Regions from separate parts of the Homo sapiens genome. Here region 2 is linked to region 1. Evidence: chromatin loops called from intact Hi-C (ENCODE). Cell type or tissue: lower leg skin. All regions are shown on one strand.

Region 1 (8,000 bases):
TGACTGAGCATAGATCTACTGACACCAGTTGTGATTTTCTTATTTATTCAGCACAACTCAGAGGCTCTAGGAGTAGTCAACATACACTATAGGCTGAATCCCATAGAGATGTGTTCTCAGATGATCTAAATGAAGCTGCCCTGATGTGTGGGCCCTGGAGCAGTTGAGACCTAATTGCTAATCGCTGATCACCCCCAGTTCCAATATCTTTAACTAAAGTTCACTGTCCACAAGCCTCAGCAAGTAGCTGGGAAAATTCCCTTTGATATGTTTGGGATCCTGTCTTCTTGGAGAAATTGGGTTAGCCAATGAGCAATAACAAGCTTGTTATCACATCAAAGGTCAACCGGGCTTAATAGCTCCTTTAAAAAAAGCTAGTCTGCTAGCGGCAGAGTCCAGGCTAACCACATTGCAGAAGTAAGGCAGGTCAACTTGCACTTTTCTTGGGCAGTAATCATTCTAGGCTAGAAGGAAAAACGATCTGTGTGAGCACTGGCAATATGACAGGGACAGCAAGCTCACTGCCTAATTGTGATCCCCAGGAAGGCTCTAACTCTATTCCACAGGAGTGTTTCTAGTAGCAGAATGGGAATGAGTAGAGAGACTTTTTTTTTTTTTTTTTTTTTTGAGACAGAGTTTCACTCTTGTTGCCCAGGCTGGAGTACAATGGCACGATCTTGGCTCACCGCAACCTCCACCTCCCAGGTTCAAGCGATTCTTCTACCTCAGCCTCCCGAGTGGCTGGGATTACAGGCATGCGCCACCATGCCTGGCTAATTTTGTATTTTTTAGTTGAGACGAGGTTTCTCCATGTTGGTCAGGCTGGTCTCGAACTCCTGACCTTATGTGATCCGCCCGCCTCGGCCTCCCAAAGTGCTGGGATTACAGGCGTGAGCCAATGCGCCCAGCCAGGAATGAGTGGAGAGACTTTCTTAAGAGGACTGGGCCTCCTTCATCTCTAGTGACCATCCAGCCCAGGCATTTTAGAAGTGGCATATTTGCTAGCCCCATCAGCATAGATCATATAAGAATAATGGAAGTGGTGGAAGTCAGCAAAAGAAGTAGAAGCAATTGTACAAGAACTAGAAACCAAAAGCATTTCCAGAAAGTCCTTTGACAAACTAATGATTCTGGTCTTGTAACTTGCCTTTTTCTCATTTTATCTTTTCAAATTATGCTTTCTTGTCATTTTCTTCTTCCTGTATAGATCCACAATTTGTACATCAAAAATGAAATTTCACTATAAAACATCATTATTTTGGATATTACAGAATCAGGCCCTGGTATCCCCTGTTTCTGTTCTGCCAAGCAGGAATGCTCCATCGTAGTCCAACCTGTTTCCCACCCTTTCATGCTCATGTCACAGGACACATTAGTGTCTCAGGGTTGTTGGAGCTTTCTGACAGGTAGGACCTGGCATAAAACCTGCATCTAAGCCATCCACATCATGCTCACAAGTAACAGTCCAAATGTTCAAATGTGGTTTCAAAGACCCTGGGAATGGAGGAAAAATAACAAGAGGTGTTAGGAAATATCACCCATCAATCGATTCCCATCTCCACACAAGATGCAATCTCAACGAGAGGCATAATGCATGTATAATTCATGCATACAAATTTCCTCAGCCAACCCACATGCTACCTTCCCTTATTTCAGCTGCTCAGTTCATCTGTGGCAGAATAATAAGTCCCAGTGGAGGTAGCTCTTTGCCTTGCCCATGGTGGGAATCAGGTACAAAGCAGTGGGGGCCAGATCTGTCTTTTGTGGGGATGCTGGAGCTCTTGCCCAAGTGAATATGAAACCAACAGTCAGCCTCAAGGTCAACACTGTGTGCGTTCTTCCTGCTGGGCCTTCCCCAGAAGGCTAGGCTACTCTCCTACCATCCCTGAATGCACAGGCCATCTATTACTTTAGCTCTATCAGCTTGGTTTCTCTGGGCCATCTGCCTGCCTCGCCTCACAAATGTGATTATCTATTAATCTGCAAAGAGTCAGGAAAACATCCAACCCTCCCTTCTTGAGGGAATTTATATTTCTCATTTGACCCATGAACAGACGTTGATGAGGGTTGTACATATGAATGATATGAAAAGGCTAGTTCTTCACAAGTACTTTCTTTGTCAGTTTTATTTATCAAGCAAAAGATGTAGAAATATCTCTGTCCTTTGACTACTGGTCTGTTCCACTGGAGAGGCCAGCCTGCTCCTCCTGACCTTAACTTTCTTCCTAGCGTTAATCAGAATCAGAATCCCTTCCATTCTGATTCATCCAGACACATGGCCCAGTCTGGGTGCAGTGGCTCATGCCTGTAATCCGAGCACTTGGGAAGGCTGAGGCGGGTGGATCACCTGAGGTCAGGAGCTCGAGACCAGCCTGGCCAACATGGTGAAACCCCATCTTTGCTAAAAATACAAAAATTAGCCAGGCATGGTGCCAGATACCTGTAATCCCAGTTACTTGAGAGGCTGAAGTGGGAGAATCACTTGAACCCGGGAGGCATAGATTGCAGTGAGCCCAGATTGCACCACTGCACTCCAGCCTGGGCAAGAGAGTGAGACTCTTATCTCAAAAAAACAAAAAAACAATACAGACACATGGCCCAGCCTTAGCCAAGTTCTCCCATAGTGAGAGAGGAAGTAAAAATGAGACAGAAATCCTATTTCAAGAAGATCAGGGTCTTACAAGGCCTGCCCTGTGATTAACCCTGTCCCAGGAAGCATATGGCTGGCCCTGTGACGCCTCTCTCTCTCTTTCTTCCTTTGAAGACATGCCAAGAGGGGCTGGCAGTGCCTGATACCATTTTGTTGAAATGGGTCTGGCTAGGCAGTTGGATGGGCAGACTGCATCACCAGTGGGTTTCAGGGGAACTTCCTCCAGCCACCCACTCATGACCAGCTATGACATAGGCAGAGCAAGCAGAGTTGGGGGTGCCTTGTCCACAAAGAGAAAAACTGAGACATAACCAAAAGTAAATGTGACATAACATAAAGTTTTAAGAAGTCTGTACTTAGCATGATGTTTATTTGTTCTGCTGACATGTTTGCAAAGAAATTTGCTGCCAAAGGGTTACTAATGCAATAAACAGTTACTGAATACCTACTGGGCACTGGGCAACATTAGACTGTTTCTCCCAACTAATAAAAGTGATCCTTCAGAATCACACACTTGATCACCACCCCCCCCCCATTTAAAATTATTTGGTGGCACCCATAGCAATCACTCCTTGGTAACATTGGAGTCAGGGTCAGGGTATTCCAAGGCCTGCCCAGTGATTAACCCTGTCCCGGGAAGCATATGGCTGGCCCTGTGATGCCTCTCTCTTTCTTCCTTTGAAGACATGTCAAGAGGGGCTGGCAGTGCCCCCTCTGCCCAACTGCTTCTACCAGTTCTCTACACAGACACCTTCTTTCCAGCTCCACCTTTTCCTGTCTTGATTGTTGTTGCCCTGGTTGTCACGGTACCCACATAGATTGCCCTTCTCCACTCACACCATACCATACCAGCCTGACCTAGGTGGACCTTTCAGGACGTTTTTTTAACATAGCTTTTTCTAAAATCCCATCTCCCACCTTGCTCTCTTTCCTGCGTAAGGTTTTTCTTCTTCTTCCAAGCTTCTTGCAGCCTGTACCCTTCCCTTGGGGCTGCCACACCACAGTGTAATTCTCGCTTTGTTTTTCTTCTGCCTCCTTGAGTGCAATGCCCTGTGCCTGTCCCAGGGCCTGATACAGAGAAGGCTCCTAAGATATGTTTGTGCTATATGTAGCTACTGACTCCAGGGTGGAGGTGGGGGGCTACAAGCAAAGCATACATAGAGTGTGCTCTTCTGTTTGTGGCAGAACAAAGAATACGTGTGCCGTGGCCATGACTACGAGAGGCTGGAGGCCTTCCAGCAGAGGATGCTCAGTGAGTTTCCGCAGGCTGTCGCCATGCAGCACCCCAACCATCCTGATGACGCCATCCTACAGTGCGATGCCCAGTGTATCCTTTGATACTGGGTGGGAGGAGGAGGGCAGGGGCCCTGGGAGGTGAGATCCACCCAGTCAGCTGCCCCTTTACCACATTGCCAACCATACAGGTTTAGATATCCCATAGTCCTAAACCTGAGTGTGTCCTCATTGCTTAGCACACACTTAGCAAGGCACTAATACCTCAAAGAGGAAGCAGTGGCACGCCCTTAGCAGTGGGTGGTCTAGTTATCAGTGGGGCTTCAGGAAGGCCTTTATCCCTCAGGCTGGCTGCTTCCAACAGCTTAATCCTCACCCTGCCCTATGAGGAGTCTGCCCAGGCAGCCAGGAGCAATCACTGTACAGGGTGACTTGGGGTCCTATCAGGGCTCTTGTCACAGGGATACCACCTGTGCTGTGCCCTGCTCCACTCCCATGTGTACTATTGTTGTCCCTTCTCTTCATCAGGCGGACTGGGGCAGGGCCCAAGGATGTGTGGAGCAGGAGAAGATGAGGAGTTCCTTTGGTTTGGTGGCACTTGGAAGTCTGAATGGAAACACTGCCCTTCCCCTCACCTTTCACACACAGCTTCCTTGGGGACCACATGACAGTTGCCATGACTATGGCAAGCTTGTTTCAGAGAAGGGAGGGCAAGTGGACTCTTATCTGCTTTTTTTCCACAAAAATTTCAAACAGTATTTTATTTAAAAGTTGTTCTTCAGTAAATATGCTTTACCTATAGAGGGGAAGCCCAGACCCTTGCAGCCTTCTTTCACTCCCATGGGGTGGATGCCTGCATTCCCCTCTTTCCCTTTGTTTCTTAAAGGGGCACCAGAGAACACTTGGCTGTTGACATCTCACCTTGGCTGAGTGCTCATGAAACTCAACTACTAGAGCAGGGAGAGGGAGAGAGCAGATAGAGATTTACCTAACTGAGCTTGGGTCTGATCTGCCCCTAGAGATGCCACTGCCTCCCCTACTGGGCTGTCAGTAAGGAGCAGGGACTATGGTGCACTTCTCCCCTTTGAGGAGATGACAGGGGTCAGCCTCTCAGGCCCAGCTCTGGCAAGTCTGTGTTTCTCCTTCACTTCCTGCCCAGACTTGCAGATCTATGCAGTGACGCCCATTCCAGATTATGTGGATGTTCTGCAGATGGATAGGGTACCAGATCGAGTCAAGAGCTTCTATCGCGTCAACAATGTGAGGAAGTTCCGGTATGACAGGCCTTTTCACAAAGGCCCCAAGGACAAGGAGAATGAATTCAAGGTGAACAAATCTAGGAAAACGGGCAGTACACACAGCAAGTCCAGGGGCAAGCTCAACTTCCTTGGGAACTCACCACTGTTTTATCCCTCAGGTAGGCAGGGTGTGGCAAAACTTGCCTAACTGCCCATACCTGCCTGTTCCCTCCCTACAGAGCCTGTGGATTGAACGTACCACACTGACCCTGACCCACAGCTTGCCTGGCATCTCTCGGTGGTTTGAAGTGGAGAGGAGGGAACTGGTGAGACATGTCTCAGATGAAGCTGAGCTTCACAACTGCTCCATCAGCCCCAGCTCTGGGGGCCCTTCTCTAAGGACTAAAGAAAAAGAGAGCGTCGGCCACCTGCCTGGCCAAGGCTCCCACAGGTCAACCCTGTGCTAGGATCTTTGTGTACCTTCTCTTATCTAATCCATACAACACCCCTGAGCAGCAGGTATTTTCAACCTCCTACTTTACATATGAGAAAACTATTCTCTGAGATTCAAGAAACCAGAGTGCTCTGATTTCAGAACTAGTGTTCTTCACTATTTGCTGTACTTCCAAGTGCCTATAAATCAGACAACAGAAGTGGAAAGGGTCCAGGGAGTCTCAAGTTCACAGGAACAAGGAAGGGGAATCAATACCACAGATCTTAGACCCCAGCTCTCAGGAAGATGATGAGGGGTTATCATCATTTCTGGGATGACTCTGTGTGCTGTGTGCCCCTAGGTGGAGGTGAGCCCTCTGGAGAATGCCATCCAAGTGGTTGAGAATAAGAACCAGGAGCTACGCTCCCTGATCAGCCAGTATCAACACAAGCAGGTGCATGGCAACATTAACCTGCTAAGCATGTGCCTGAATGGTGTCATTGATGCAGCTGTCAATGGAGGCATTGCACGCTATCAGGAGGTAAGCTGTGGCCACAGGCCAAACCCATGCAGCCAGCCTGGCCAGGAAGGCGGCTCACAGGCTTCTCTTTTCAAGATTATAGTCTCCTTAGGTAGCCTTCCCTACATGCCCTCTCTTGACATGGTCCTGGAATGAGGCCCTAAGCTCCCTATCACTCCCTATTTCTTTGGCACAGTTTGGTAGGGCCTTTTCTTCATTTTTATTCTCTGAACTCTAAGATGGGTAATCTGTAATCCTGATTATGGGAGGATGTTAAGTGCCCTCCAAGAGGAGCCTTGGAGCCCAGCCCGTCAGGAGAAGTGAGTTGTAGGCTGGATAAGAGGCTAGCCCCTACTCCCAGTCCACCAGTCCTGCCTGCCCTACCTAGGCCATCCAGGCTCCATGAGGGACTGGGGTCAGCATCCAGACTTAGATGGCTTGGCCACGTTCAGTCCTTCTCAGACAAAAAAACACACCTCTAATTGCCAGAAGTTCAAACAGGCCAGACTGGTGTATGTACCTATGAGGAGACAGCCTGGCTGCTTTTTAGGTGGCATTAGTGGACTCAAGTCTCCTGGGCCCCACTTAAGTAGTAGTCCTGGGAAGAGTCTTCCTGACTTGGCCTTTCCTTTCACAGGCCTTCTTTGATAAAGATTACATCAACAAGCACCCAGGAGATGCTGAGAAGATCACCCAGCTCAAGGAGCTTATGCAGGAGCAGGTATGTCTTGGAGGGCTTGGGAACCAGCAGCCAGGTGAGAAAAGCCATGCACTACAAGATGAGCAGTTCTCAGGGGCTACTCATGGTTCACAGAGTGGCCTTGTTTGTGACTCTGATAGGTTCATGTCCTTGGAGTTGGGCTAGCAGTTCATGAGAAGTTTGTGCACCCAGAAATGCGGCCTCTGCATAAGAAGCTAATTGATCAGTTCCAGATGATGCGGGCCAGTCTCTACCATGTAAGTTGATCCCTGTCCTGCCCCTGCTGCAGTAGAACCAGGTGTCACTTCCTCCAGACCTACGCCACAAACCAAAGGAAAATAGGAGAGAGGGAGCCTGGGCAGGGGCCGGGGTTGGGGAGAGAGGCTGTCCTCCCTACAGAGGGACAGGGGGCAAGGATGGATGCTATATCCAGGGGAAGGATGCTGAGGATCCTCCCACTCACTCACTCCCAAAGGAGGAGCCAGATTCAAGGGCAGGGAACGTTTTTCAGGGCACTGTGCTAGTAGACAGGTTTTCATATGTGAAGGAAGAGAGCTAACATATATGGCCCACATGTAGGGATCTTTTTGGAGATGTTTTTCATCCCAAGAACCTAAAGAGATAGGCATGGCCTGAGCCAGCCTTCTCTCCCCATCTCCCTCCTCCTCCTCTCTCCCTGTCCTTCTTCATTCTTTCTCCTCCCTCTAATCGTTCTCTTTTCCCTCTTTTTACTCTTCCTCCCAACTCCCTTTTCTCCCTCTGTCTCTCCCTCCCTCTTATTCCCAGCTTCCTCTATCATGTCTCGTGATCCAAGCTCACATCTGAGATAGCCTAGGATGAGCAGTACTTTCATGCTAGCAGTCCTTAAAGGAGTCAAGCAGGTCCTGGGGCTGGACCAGGCTCCTGAAAGTCTCCCTAACTCTGGCCCAGCTCTTCAGCCTCCACAGTAGGGTTTGGCCCAAGGACTTAAACACACAAACAGGACTTATATTCCAGGACCAGTATTCCTTGGCAGGGTCTTAGAGGAAATGCTGACTGGCTGAGGATAGAGCCCCCTATTCACATATCCAAACCTCATTTTCAACTGTGGGGCTGACTCCAAATGTTTTCTAAAGATCCCTTCCTGCTAAACAGGCTGGCTCCCAGATCTTAAGGGATATGAGCCCAATTACCTGCTGCTACCTGGCACCCAAGCCAAGTTCTCTTCTCATCACCCAGGACCACTG
Region 2 (8,000 bases), 260 kb before region 1:
CTTCTTCTCATTTCAGCCAGCCAGCAGTAAAGGAACAGCATGGGGAAGTGTTTGGGAGGGAGCCCTTTATTGTTAAAGGCATCATTGTGGAAAGTCTGAAGAAGCTGGATCAGGCAGCTCAGAAAGTGGTACAGTATATGGAGAGGACAGTGGCAAAGCAAAAATTTAGTACCAGGCACCGACTTGTGACTTGTCTGTTAGTCAGATCTGGAAGGGCTCAGGTTTGAATCTGGATTTTGCCACTTTCTTGCTATGTGACCTTCAGCAAATTACGTCCATACTCTAAGCCTTAGTTGTCTCCACCAAATACGAATAACACTTATTTTACAAAGTTATCAGAATTAAATGAGATCATGAATATAAAAGGCATAGCAGACTGCCCAGCATATAGAAAGTTCTTAATAAAATTTAGTTTCTTTCCCGGTAGAGTTTATTTTTCTTTCCTTCTTTCCATAGCATTTATCTAGCCGGCAGAGTGTACAGCAAAGCACATCCCAGGTAAGCGGCTTTCCTGGGTCTTCCAGCCTTTCCCCTCAACTTTTTCTGTTAAGAGATTACAACATATGAATACACCAGGAAATGACAGACACCACTGACTTCTTGACTGTGTGGTGTCTTTATCTGAGGAGCTTTGACCTCTAAACAGTTTTGGCCAGACTCTACTTCTACTGTGCAGATTTGCATAAGCACAATTAAAGCAGACTGAAACTAAAATGAATCAGTCTGGGAGAAAATAAAAATGTTATTTAGAATGGTAACTATTACGAGGTAACAGTGTAAATCAAGCGCATTGGGGTCATAATGGCATTTCTTTAAAATGAGTTTGAAAATGGTTTTCCGGGCTGGGCGTGGTGGCTCATGCCTGTAATCCCAGCACATTGGGAGGCCAAGGCAGGTGGATCACCTGAAGTCAGGAGTTTGAGACCAGCCTGGTCAACATGGTGAAACCTACTAAAAATAAAAAAATTAGCTGGGCATGATGGTGGGTGCCTGTAATCCCAGCTACTCAGGAGGCTGAGGGAGGAGAATTGCTTGAACCCGGGAGTAGAGTGCAGTGAGCCGAGATCATGCTACTGCACTCCAGTCTGGGTGACAGAGTGAGACTCTGTCTCAAAAAAAAAAAAAAAAAAAAAAAGGAAAAAGAAAATGGTTTCCTGGAGAACTAAGATATTTGTCACCTGGTGGAGATTTTTAGTTCACTTGTAAGTTGGAATTACTGTCCCTATATTTCTTCACTGTTTACTCCTCCCAGCTGCTTGCTTGCCCACCTCAACCCAAGTCTGTTGATGCAGCATCCCCTACAAGCAGAGAAAACATCTTCAGTTTCTCAAATAATCTCCTTCAGTAGTGTGAAAAGAGTTTGTAATTTAGTTTCCACTTTTTAATGATCAATATAAAAAATAACTAAAATAAAAATCACTGGGTTTTTTTCTTCCTCATTAGGTAGATACAATGCGCCCACGTCATGGGGAAACATGTCGGATGCCAGTGCCACATCACTTCTTCCTCAGCCTGAAGAGTTTCACTTACAATACTATTGGGGAAGATACCGATGTCTTCTTTTCCTTATATGACATGAGGGAAGGCAAGCAGATCAGGTGAGAGTCACTGGAAATTCTGGTGAGGTTCTATGTTAGGATGGTATGGGTCATAGGCATCTCTGGCCATCAGAGAAGACAGATGCACAGAAGAGGCAAAACAAGATAAAGTAACCTCATCTCATTAGCTAGGAGTTTTGGCCCCAATTCCCTGTGTGCCCTTAAGTCACGTAAACCATACCATGGGTGGCTGCCTTTTTTATGACTTTTTCCACATAGAAGCTCAAAATCGAGTCTTGGCTATCACCACCTCACAGAGAGAAAAGGATGCATCTATTTAATACCACAAAAAAGGCATAGGAGAAACATAGAACCAAACAAATGCAGCAGAGACACACAGCTCCAGAGTGCAGGAAGCCCTGGGCCTTGGCTTGCTGCATGTGGAAGAGAGGGTTTGAAGAAAAAGGGGGCTGATGGTGTCTTGTCTGGGCAGCCCATGAAAGGAGAGCATCTTCTGAGTTTCTTTTATATTGCTTGGGAACTTCTTGTGTTAGGAGTGCTTTATGGCTTTTACTTGCTTTAGTACTTAAAATTCGAAAGCAGATTTTTCACTTTTCCAATTATATATTATATGTGGGAAAATTAGAAATGGAAGTTATAACAGAATGCAAAAGAAAAACAGTTAATTTATATGCCCCACAGTGCCTCTGATCTTGACAAAAATATTAATACACTATGCTTTACTTTGGCATAGGAATAAAATGATGCACCCATTGATCAGGACATGTGAATTTTCCTTATCACCAATGGCTCCTAGTATGTGCCCTTGGGAAAGTTATTGTAGAGAAGGTAGTAGTGGTATTGATGAAAGCTAAAACTGTTGCATGTAGGCAAGACTACAGGCCAGGGCTGTGTGGATATAGATTCTGGCTGCTCTTCTTTTCCTACTATCCAGATGTTTGTAAACTTTATTTGTGTGTGTGAGAGTGTGTATGTGTGTGTAAAAATCCTTTCTTCAAGCTACATTTTATGAAAAAGTCCAATATATGAAACAGATAAAACTATTCCATTATTGTGGCCCAGGAGCAATGGCTCACGACTGTAATGCCACCACTTTGGGAGGCCGAGGAGGGCGAATCACGAAGTCAGGAGTTTGAGACCAGCCTGACCAACATAGTGAAACCCCATCTCTACCAAAAATACAAAAAATTAGCTGGGCGTGGTGGCGGGCTCCTGTAAGCCCAGCTATTCAGGAGGCTGAGGCAGGAAAATCGCTTCAACCTGGGAGGCGGAGGTTGCACTGAGCCGGGATGGTGCCACTGCACTATAGCCCAGCTGACAGTGTGAGACTTGGTCTCAAAAAAAAAAAAAAAAAAAAGATGGATTGTTGGCAAGATGGCTGAATAGGAACAGCTCTGGTCTGCAGCTCCCAGCAAGATTGATGCAGAAGGCGGGTGATTTCTGCATTTCAGCCGAGGTACCCGGTTCATCTCACTGGGACTGGTTGGACAGTGGGTGCAGCCCATGGAGGGCAAGCCGAAGCAGGGTGGCGCATTGCCTCACCTGGGAAGTGCAAGGGGTTGGGGAATTTTCTCCCCTACCCAAGGGGAGCCATGAGGTACTGAGCCTGACGAACTGTGCACTCTGGCCCAGATAGTGCGCTTGTCCCATGGTCTTTGCAACCCGCAGACCAGGAGATTCCCTCTGGTGCCTAACACATCAGAGACCTGGGTTTCAAGCACAAAACTGGGTAGCTGTTTGAGCAGGCACCAAACTAGCTGCAGGAGTTTGTTTTTCTCCATAACCCATTGGCACCTGGAACGCCAGTGATACAGAACTGTTCACTCCTCTGGAAAGGGGTGCTGAAGCCAGGAAGCCAAGTGGTCTGGTTTGGCAGGTCCCACCCCCATGGAGCCCAGCAAACTAAAAGATTCACTGGCTTGAAATTCTCACTGCCAGCACAGCAGCAGACTGAGATCGACCTGGGATGCTCGAGCTTGGTTGGGGGAGGGACATCTGCCATTACTGAGGCTTGAGTAGGTGGTTTTATGCTCACGGTGTAAACAAAGCCGCTGGGAAGTTTGAACTGGGCGGAGCCCACTGCAGCTCAGTAAGGCTGCTGTGGCCAGACTGCCAGATTTCTCCTCTCTGGGCAGGGCATCTCTGAAAAAAAGGCAGCAGCCCCAGTCAGGGACTTATAGATAAAACCCCCATCTCCCTGGGACAGAGCACCTGGGGGAAGGAGCAGCTGTGGGCGCAGCTTCAGCAGACTTTAGTTTCCCTGCCTGATGGCTCTGAAGAGAGCAGCGGACCTCCTAGCACAGCGTTTGAGCTCTGCTAAGGGTCAGACTGCCTCCTCAAGTGGGTCCCTGACCCCCATATATCCTGACTGGGAGACACCTCCCAGTAAGGGCCTACAGACACCTTATACAAGAGAGCTCTGGCTGGCATCTGGCAGTTGCCCCTCTGGGACGAAGCTTCCAGACGAAAGAACAGGCAGCAATTTAATCCATCTTGAGTTAATTTTTGTATAAGGTGTAAGGAACGGGTTCCGTTGCAGTTTTCTGCATATGGCTAGCCAGTTTTCCCGACACCATTTATTAAATAGGGAATCATTTCCCCATTGCTTGTTTGTGTTAAGTTTGTCAAAGATCAAATGGTTGTAGATGTGTGGTGTTATTTCTGAGGCCTCTCTTCTGTTCCATTGGCCTATATATCCGTTTTGGTACCAGTAACACGATGTTTTGGTTACCGTAGCCTTGTAGTATAGTTTGAAGTCAGAGAGCATGATGCCTCTGGCTTGGTTCTTTTTGCTTAGGATTGTCTTGGCTATGCAGGCTCTTTTTTGGTTCCATATGAAATTTAAAGTAGTTTTTTCTAATTCTGTGAAGAAAGTCAGTAGTAGCTTGATGGGGATAGCATTGAATCTATAAATTACTTCAGGCAGTATGGCCATTTTCATTATATTGATTCTTCCCATCCATGAGCAAATGGAATGTTTTTCCATTTGTTTGTGTCCTCTCTGATTTCCTTGAGCAGTGGTTTGTAGTTCTCCATGCAGAGGTCCTTCACATCCCTTGTAAGTTGTATTCCTAGGTATTTTATTGTCTTTGTAGCAATTGTGAATTGGAGTTCACTCGTGATTTTGCTCTCTGCTCATCTATTATTGGTGTATAGGAATGCTTGTGATGTTTGCACATTGATTTTGTATCCTGAGACTTTGCTGAAGTTACTTATCAGCTTAAGGAGATTTTGGGCTGAGACGATGGGGTTTTCTAAATTTACAATCATGTCATCTGCAAACAGAGACAATTTGACTTCCTCTCTTTCCTTTATTTCTTTCTCTTGCCTGATTGCCCTGGCCAGAACTTCTAATACTATGTTGAATAGGAGTGGTGAGAGGGCATCCTTGTCTTGTGCCAGTTTTCAAAGGGAATGCTTCCAGCTTTTGCCCATTCAGTATGATACTGGCTCTGGGTTTGTCATAAATAGCTCTTACTATTTTGAGATATGTTACATCAATACCTAGTTTGTTCAGAGTTTTTAGCATGAAGCAGTGTTTAATTTTATCGAAGGCCTTTTCTGCATCTATTGAGATAAACATGTGGTTTTTGTCATTGGTTCTGTTTATGTGATGGATTACGTTTATTGATATGCATATGTTGAACCAGCCTTGCCTCCCAGGGATGAAGCCAACTTGATCATGGTGGATAAGCTTTTTGATATGCTGCTGGAGTTGGTTTTGCCAGTATTTTATTGAAGATTTTTGCATCGATGTTCATCAGGGATATTGGCCCGAAATTTTCTTTTTTTGTTGTGTCTCTGCCAGGTTTTGGTATCAGGATGATGCTGGCCTCATAAAATGACTTAGGGATGATTCCCTCTTTTTCTGTTTATTGGAATAGTTTCAAAAGGAATGGTACCAGCTCCTCTTTGTGTCTGTGGTAGAATTCGGCTGTGAATCTCTCTGGTCCTGGGCTTATTTTGGTTGGTAGGCTACTAATTACTGCCTCCATTTCAGAACTTGTTGTTGGTCTGTTTAGGGATTCGACTTCTTCTGGGTTTAGTCTTGGGAGGTGTGTGTCCAGGAATTTATCCATTTTTTCTATATTTTCCTAGTTTATTTGTGTAGAGATATTTATAGTATTCTCTGATGGTAGTTTGTATTTTTGTGCAATAAGTGGTGATATCCCCTTTATCATTTTTTATTGTGTCTATTTCACTTTTCTCTTTTCTTCTTTATTAGTCTGGCTAGAGGTCTATTTTGTTGATCTTTACAAAAAAATGAACTCCTGGATTCATTGATTTTTTTGAAGAGTTTTTTGTGTCTCTATCTCCTTCAATTCTGTCCTGATCTTAGTTATTTCTTGTCTTCTGCTTGGTTTTGAATTTGCTTGGTCTTGCTTTACTAGTTCTTTTAATTGTGATGTTAGGGCATAGATTTTAGATATCTCCCACTATTATTGTGTGGGAGTCTAAGTCTCTTTGTAGGTCTCTAAGAACTTGCTTTATGAATCTGGGTGCTCCTGTATTGGGTGCATATATATTTAGGATAGTTAGCTCTTCTTGTTGTATTGATCCCTTTACCATTATGTAATGCCCTTCTTTGTCTTTTTTGATCTTTGTTGGCTTAAAGTCTGTTTTATAAGAGACTAGGATTTCAACTCCTGCTTTTTTTTTTTTTTACTTTCTATTTGCTTGGTAAATATTGCTCCATACCTTTCTTTTGAGCCTATGTGTGTCTTTGCATGTGAGAATGGTCTCCTGCTGGGTCTTGACTCTTTATCCAATTTACCAGTCTGTGTCTTTTAATTGGATCATTTAGCCTGTTTACATTTAAGGTTAACATTGTTATGTGTGAATTTGATCCTGTCATTATGATGCTAGCTGGTTATTTTGCCCATTCGTTGATACAGTTTCTTCATAGTGTGGATGGTCTTTACAATTTGGTATGTTTTTGCAGTGGCTGATACTGGTTTTTCCTTTCCATATTTAGTGCTTCCTTCAGGAGCCCTTGTAAGGCAGGCTTGGTGGTGACAAAATCTCTCAGCAATTGCTTGTCTGTAAAGGATTTTATTTCTCTTTTGCTTATGAAGCTTAGTGTGGCTGGATATAAAATTCTGGGTTGAAAATTCTTTAAGAATGTTGACTAGAGCTTCAACCACAGCCCTCCTTGGGGTATTAAAAAAGCCTGGAACTGACAACACCAGAATCCAGAATCTCCCAGTTTCTTAATACCAACTTGATGGTGGAATTTGCATTGTCTAGTGCAAAATGCAGCCCTTTTAACATTTACATTTGATCTTTATCTTCTGGTTATACAGATTACTTTATCTAATTTTACCTGTTATTTGTTTTAAAGCTTTTCACCCCATCTTACCCAACTTTTAGTGGAGAAAGGTAATACTCAAAAGCTCTCTCAATTCTTATAACAGCATATAAAACATTTCATGCTCATTAAACTAACACCCTTCATTCTCTCATTCTTTTCAAATGTCAATCCTTAAGTGACATAAATAAGGTTAGCAAAAAAAAAAAAAAAAAAAAAAAAAGAATGTTGACTATTGGCCCCCATGCTCTCTGGCAAAAAAAAAAAAAAAAGAATGTTGACTATTGGCCCCCACGCTCTCTGGCTTGTAAAGCTTCTGCAGAGAGATCCACTGTTAGTCTGATGGGCTTCCCTTTGTGGGTAACCCGACCTTTTCCTCTGGTTGCCTTTAACATTTTTTTCTTCATCTCAACCTTGGTGAATCTGACGATTATGTGTCTTGGGGTTGCTCTTGTGTCTTGGGGTTGCTCTTCTCAAGGAGTATCTTTGTGGTGTTCTCTATATTTCCTGAATTTGAATGTTGGCCTTTCTTACTAGGTTGGGGAAGTTCTCCTGCATAATATCCTGAAGAGTGTTTTCCAACTTGGTTCCATTCTCCCCGTCACTTTCAGGTACACCAATCAAACATAGGTTTGGTTTTTTCACATAGTCCCATATTTCTTGGAGGCTTTTGTTCATTCCTTTTCTTTTCTTTTTTTTTTCTCTAATCTTTTCTTCACACTTTATTTCATTAAGTTGATCTTCAGTCTCTGATATCCTTTCTTCCACTTGATCAATTCGGCTATTGATACTTGTGTATGCTTCACGAAGTGAAGCTGTGCTGTGTTTTTCTGCCCCATCAGGTCATTTATGTTCTTCTCTAAACTGGTTATTGTAGTTAGCAATTCCTCTAATCTTTTTCAAGGTTCTTAGCTTCCTTGCATTGGGTTAGAACATGCTCCTTTAGCTTGGAGGAGTTTGTTATTACCCACCTTCTGAAGCCTACTTCTGTCAATTCACCAAACTCATTCTCTATCCAGTTTTGTTGCCTTGCTGGTGAGGAGTTGTGATCCTTTGGAGAAGAGGCGTTCCGGTTTTTGGAATTTTCAGCCTTTTTGCACTGGGTTTTCCTCATCTTCGTGGATTTATCTACC

What was found. A loop is a pair of places that touch in the nucleus more often than their neighbours do. Peaks named below come from ENCODE experiments on the same cell type or tissue, not always from the same donor. Only the 100,000 strongest peaks of a DNase experiment are listed, where the experiment ranks them.
Region 2: a loop joins it to region 1, with 6 times the contacts of the local background. A loop is called at or near these places in 3 of 110 quality-filtered maps.

Annotation. Positions count from the first base shown.
Region 1 is chr3:51,351,047-51,359,046 of GRCh38, forward strand. DOCK3 (dedicator of cytokinesis 3) reads left to right here. Exons shown (of 53, transcript NM_004947.5): 41 at 3,836-3,977; 42 at 5,043-5,209; 43 at 5,361-5,447; 44 at 5,916-6,095; 45 at 6,712-6,795; 46 at 6,915-7,031. Among named protein-coding and RNA genes, the nearest start is that of MANF, 30 kb to the right of the region's middle. In lower leg skin, no CTCF peak of the experiment used is centred here; a DNase peak (open chromatin) is centred at 3,955.
Region 2 is chr3:51,088,787-51,096,786 of GRCh38, forward strand. It overlaps DOCK3 (dedicator of cytokinesis 3), which reads left to right. Exons shown (of 53, transcript NM_004947.5): 8 at 457-498; 9 at 1,444-1,598. Among named protein-coding and RNA genes, the nearest start is that of MANF, 290 kb to the right of the region's middle. In lower leg skin, no CTCF peak of the experiment used is centred here; no DNase peak of the experiment used is centred here.